Regions from separate parts of the Homo sapiens genome. Here region 1 is linked to region 2. A link is an interaction called in ENCODE POLR2A ChIA-PET data of the cell type or tissue named here. Cell type or tissue: A673. All regions are shown on one strand. Each heading gives the region's core, and the rest is flanking DNA. Links, peaks and the distances in the headings are about the cores only.

What was found. Peaks named below come from ENCODE experiments on the same cell type or tissue, not always from the same donor. Only the 100,000 strongest peaks of a DNase experiment are listed, where the experiment ranks them.
Region 1: POLR2A ChIA-PET joins it to region 2 with 5 read pairs; 4 of 35 experiments call an interaction of 5 or more read pairs at or near these places.

Annotation. Positions count from the first base shown.
Region 1 is chr1:44,435,928-44,438,841 of GRCh38, forward strand. All of the region lies in intron 2 of RNF220 (ring finger protein 220), which reads left to right. Among named protein-coding and RNA genes, the nearest start is that of RNF220, 32 kb to the left of the region's middle. RefSeq lists an enhancer at 426-927. In A673, for the core only: no CTCF peak of the experiment used is centred there; a DNase peak (open chromatin) is centred at 1,264.
Region 2 is chr1:44,287,648-44,290,561 of GRCh38, forward strand. The region is part of intron 6 of ERI3 (ERI1 exoribonuclease family member 3); the gene reads right to left. Among named protein-coding and RNA genes, the nearest start is that of SNORA110, 37 kb to the left of the region's middle. In A673, for the core only: no CTCF peak of the experiment used is centred there; no DNase peak of the experiment used is centred there.

The sequences.
Region 1 (2,914 bases), core at 245-2,744, 150 kb after region 2:
AAGAAAAAAGAGGAAAAAAAAAATGGAAGAAACCTTTGGATAGGTTAGGGTTAGAATCTTTTCTCTCAGCTCAGTTCTTCCCTCTGATTTTAGGAGGAGTCAAATCCCTCTCCTTCCATTTCCAAGTTTAACAGAATCGTCCTAATGTATATGCCTCCTTGACACACAAAGTCCCTGAAGCAAGTTTCCACTTTTCTCTGCAAAAGCTCCCTGGAGCGCAGGGAGCTCTTGTCTTGTATCTAGTTAAATGCCTCGATTAAGGATGTAATCATAGTTGTTTGGCTCTGTAAATCATTTGACCCTCACCTAAAGCAGCCTGGGCCTCTGGGGGGCCCAGCAATGACCATTCTGAATCTGGGAGGACAGAGTGGAGCTGGAGATGGCTTTCACCCTTAGTGGAAAGACAGCCAGTTTTAGGGGGGGTAATATATTTTTCTTTTTCCCTAGGTTTTCTTGTCGAGATCGTGTGTGTGCTCACACACACACATGTGTGAGCAAAAGAGAGAATAAAAAGAAAGAGGAAAAGGCCCAACAGTGTACAGCAACTGCTAGCACAAAGGCCAGGGGAGGGACTTGCAGAGAAAGACAAGGAAGTGATTTTGCCCAGTTTAAATCCCACTTGAACCATGTGGTTTCTGAGTCCTGAACCTTTTGAGGTTCAAGTTGAGTGCACTCTTGACAAAACATGATTTTCTGGTTCACATCAAAAAGGCTTTAAAAGACTTCGAAGTCTTTTCCTTAGGACATCAAACAGTCCACAACAAAGCAGGGTGCTGATGAGATGCGTGCAAATGAACAGATTAAATTCTCTCCTGAGGATTAGATTCTCCTTAAGAAGCATGTGAAGTTGGAAACTTGGGAGATGGGGCAATGCCAAAACATACTCACACTCTTGGGACCCCAGAGCGCCCTCTCGTCTGTTTACCCCTGGCACCTCCCTGGGCCTGGAAGCTGACCTTATTTGTTATGAAGTTCACACAGAAGTGCCCAGGGAATTAGAAACTGAAAACAAACTCTTCAGGATTCTCTATCTTGCCTAAGGCAACACTTATGTCCCCCAGTAAAAGGTGTAAATTAACTTAGAAAAGATAGGTCATTCCTTTGAAAAACTGACAGTTGTTTGGGTGGCTTAGAGCACAATTTTGCTTATTGAACGAGCCTCAATCTTCAGAGAAGTAAGTATTTAGAAGACTACTACTGCCTTATGGCAAATGGAATAGCACGCTTTGGGAGTGGCATAGCAAACCAACCAATGCGGTAGACTTTCTGTTTCCAAGTGAGCAGCTAAAGCTAAAGTCGATTGCATAGACACAGCTGTGGGTGGGCCAACTGCATGAGCACAGTTTCTGAGCCAAGCCGCTAAAATATTAATGATTAGCTTTAAGGAGGAGCAATTCTGATTGAGGCCACTCTCCTGTTAGAAACCATAATTAGCAATTAAAATATATTCTAAAAACTGTTCCAACCAGCAGCTTTTAAATAAATAATTGTCACTGCTGATTGAACTTGTTTTATTTCCCTGTGATTTTTCTTATCTTCCCCCACCCCACCCCGCATAACTTACAACCCTGTAAATGCTCAGTAGCTGTTAATATGAGTCTGTCAATACATTTACCATGGTGACTTGGGCTGTATTTGGCGAGCATTTGAAGAAATCAGTCACTGGTTGGAGGGAGGAAAGACAAGCTGTCGATATCCAGGGAGAAATGCTAATAACCCTGGTGACAAATCGTCCTCTGGATTCTCTAAGGGTTAAGAAAAAGCACCTCTTAGACCTGGGAGCTCAGGGGTAAGGGATGGTGACTTGTTAGGAAGTGCAGACAGTAGCTGTCATGATCTGCAATGTCCTTTTCATTGTCTTGCTTTCAACCTCTCAAAACCACAGATGAGTTCTGGAGACAGACAGGCCTGGATTTGAATCCTGATTCAATCCACTGTGTAACTGTGTGATCTTGCAACCACTGAACCTTCATTTTCTCATCTGTAAATTAAAGATTGTAATACCTGGCCTCATGAGGGGTTGGGAAAGGCCTTAAACAGAGACACTAACTTACTGTTTCTCAAACTCTTCTGGGAAAATACACATATAGAAGAAAACTAACTTCTGCCCTCCAGCATTGCAATCGTGTATACAAAGGATCAACTATTAGAAGTCTTGTTTTTAGCTTAAATTTTTGTAAATTTTGTACTTTAGTTTGTTTTTTTGTTTTTGAGACAGCATTTTGCTCAGTCACCCAGGCTGGAGTGCAGTGTTGTGATTGTGGCTCACTGCAGCCTCAGACTCCTGGGCTCAAGTGATCCTCACACTTCAGCCTCCCAAGTAGCTGGGACTACAGGCACACACCCTTACACCTGACTAATTAAAAAAATTTTTTTGTAGAGATGGAGTCTCACAATGTTGCCCAGGCTAGTCTCAAACTCCTGGGCTCAAGCGATCTTCCTTCCTTGACCTCCCAAAGTGCTGGGATTATAGGAGTAAGCCACTGTGTCCGGTCTGTACTTCAGTTTTACTTTGTCAAAATAATGTTTTAATATGCCTATCATTAAGTAAAATTGGTACTCTGGTACGATTCATTAATTCGAGTACTTATTGAATACCTACTAGGTGCCAGGCAATTTTAGGCCCTCCGGATACAGTAATGAATAATACAGGTAAGGTCTAGGCTCCCATTGAGCTTACAGCTACATCAGCCAGGGAACCTAGTACTGGATGTTTCTTAGGTGGCCTGTGACCCATTTAAGGAGACAAAAACCCTATACCAGAGAATCCTATGGACAACCTCCCGCTGGCTATCTGCCATGATTTTTAGAGGAGAAAGAGAATAAAACACATAGACAAAAATCATTAGTATTTTGGTATGTATCATTCCAGCTTCCTTTTAATGAGTAGATAATAAGTAGATCAGTGTGTTTT
Region 2 (2,914 bases), core at 182-2,681:
TGAGGCAAGGTTTTTAAGGATGAAAGGTAGCCTTAGGAGCTAGAATGTGGTTGCCTAAGAAGCAGAGCTGTAATCTGACAATAATTCTATTTCCTTCAATCTTTCTTTCATGTTCCTTATCCTTCATATTTGTGGAAATGCTTGCTGAACTCAGCTATTTTAGAAAAATCACATTAAGGTCTATGAGTGAAGGGGGCCACCAGAAGCAGCAGAATCTACAAAGGAATAAGCCAGGGGGACTGGCCAGCAAAAGGCAGGGAGCCTCGATCTTATTCTCCCCTAGCCAACTGCAGTACTCTCTGATTCTTTTAGTTGACACAGGCCAGGAGTCCTTTTGGCTCTGGCTAGCCCTGGGAGAGGGATGGGCTCTCTCTTTAGCAGAATTTTAAGGGTAGACATAGCTGTAGGCATTTCCACTGCCTAGGAAGGGTCTAGGTCAGTAGGATGATGCCTATTCTTCTCAGAGGAAGACCTATCCCAGAGGGGCCACACTGAGGACAGACCAGACAGTCAGGTTGGATACTCAGCCTGAGATATGGCTCAGCAGCAGTCCTGAGTGCCATTCTGAATCCCATGTCTGACTGATGCACATGGGGGTTAGGCACTATAATTCTCACTCAGGGGCTCTAGTCACTTGCAGGTACACATGCAGTTTGTAGACTCACTCGCAGGAATTCAGGTTGCTGAGTAGTCCTCTGGGTCATCCTAGCCCTGTGACTCCAAGACACAAGCTGTACAAATGTAGCAGGGCCCAGCCCCATCTTCATGAGAGACATAGGGTCAAATGCCAGAACTTGAGCTTGCAAGTGCCTCATGGGAAGACAGTTACACATCTCTACCACACACCCTACCCCAGCTTAGAGAGGATCAAGACAGGAAATCTGTGAGGAAGGTGGGTTAGAGTGGTCATCATCCCTTACACAAAAGAGGAAACTGAGACTCAGAGAAGAAAAGGATTTGCTCAATCATACAACAAGGCAAGGGTAGTACCAGAAACAGAACCTAAAGCTTCTGACTGCACAGGCATAAGCTGTATAGATACACTCAGGGCTCTTTACAGTCCCTGGGAAGGCAAAGCCTGGGCCTTAGAGAAGCAAGTAGCATAGTGGTCACTGCTCAAGGTCACACCTGGGTTCAAGGTTCTTAGGAGCCTAAGGTCGGTGGGTATCAGTGGGTACATGGTTCCACCAATTTCTCAGAAAAAAAAAAAAAGTTCCCCAGGCACAAAGGGTCTGAATGCTGTACATTCCTACCAGATTGTGATTCCAAGAAAAGAGCCACTGGCAGTGGGCCCTGGACTAGCCTGCGGGCACAAACGTGCAGGCAGGTTTATGGTGCCCAGGTCTCCATGCAGCTGGATTCACTGGGCACAAAGCTCCCCAACTGCCCAAACATCATCTGGTCATGCTTATTATTGTTGCCCAATGAAATTTTATGCACCGAGTCCACAGGTGTGATTTCCCCTTCTTTATGAGGGCCGGAATGACATCACTGATGGCCAATAGAAAAGAGCCAATTATGTCCAGGCCATAAAAAGGAATGAGATTTTTTTCAACCAAATCAAAACTTCCTTCAGCTTCATGAATGCAAGAGGCCCCTTTAAGGAAGGGTCCCCCAGTCCTGCCTGTGGGCTCTAAACCAAGGGACATGATTGCTTTCCAAAGACTATGGGTCTAAGGCCAGAAAGGGGGTCCGCCCTTGGCATTTATCATATGATCCTGCTATTACCACACTGGCCCCTCAGGGTCACCTGAAAAGATTAACAAGCCCTACCCTCAGACCCTAACTAGCTCCTCTCTATTCCATCCAGGGAAAATGAGATGAGATACTCAAGTTCCTTTATTACTCCTTTTGAATAACAGAAAAGAAAGCAAAGAGCATTCCCCCTACTTAGAAAGAAGAGAACAATATAGAGGAAACAGGGGTGTAAGAAACTGCCCCTCACCCCTATAAGCACACAGGACAAAGCAAAAGGAGCCAGCCTTCCCCACCCCACTCCTCATTCAGCCCTACCACCTGCAACTGAGCCATACTGGCTGGGCCGAGACAGCCCTGATGGCAAACAGGTGTGGCTAGCCCGGCGCCAGCCAAGGCAGGGGATAGCTCATTAGGGGAACACCCCCCTCGCTAATGGGTATGGCCACGGTGAAGCCCTTGTGAGCGGGAGCTCAGCTTTGAAGATTAGGTGAGGCAGATGTGGGGGAGAGCTGCTAGGCTGAGGCAAGGAAAGCTGCACATCCATTGAGGTCTGCCGGACAGACTGGCAGACAGGCCAACAGCCAGGACCAGCAAAAGAGCAGGCACCATACTGGAAAAGGCGATGGACACTCTGGCTTTCATGCTTTCATCTCTTTAAGACTTAGGGGCAGACCCAACTCAGGGAGATGCATGTCATTCTCACTTTTAGCAGACTCAAACCTTTGAAGAGGAGGGAGACCAGCAGACTCTGGAGGCCTCCTTGGCTCCTTTCTCCCTCTCAAGAAAGGCTGTGGGACCTGGATCTTGGAGTGATGTGGGCTGGCAGTCCTGGTGCCCACCAGCTCCAGGACAGGCACATACTGTTCGCCTGCAGGAGCAAACTACTGTATTCCATGTGATATGCAGAAATGGGGGAGTATGGAGAGGCTCTGTCTTCTTCAAAGTCATCATGGGACCATGGAGGCACAGAAGGCCCAGGCTTGGAGAGAAGTGGGCCAGTAGAAGCCAACCAACCAGCCAGTTGGAAGATCCTGCCACAGGGACACCTGTGAGGGGTGGGTGGGCTTGCTTCCATGCAGAGTTGCCACACTTGCTCATTCCAATACACTCTCAAAGAATGCTGTCCCTAGCGGCCCTGCAGCTCATAACTGCCACGATTTCCTATGCTTCTCTCCAAGTCTTGAGCCTCAGGAAAGGGCCCATTCCCACTGGATCC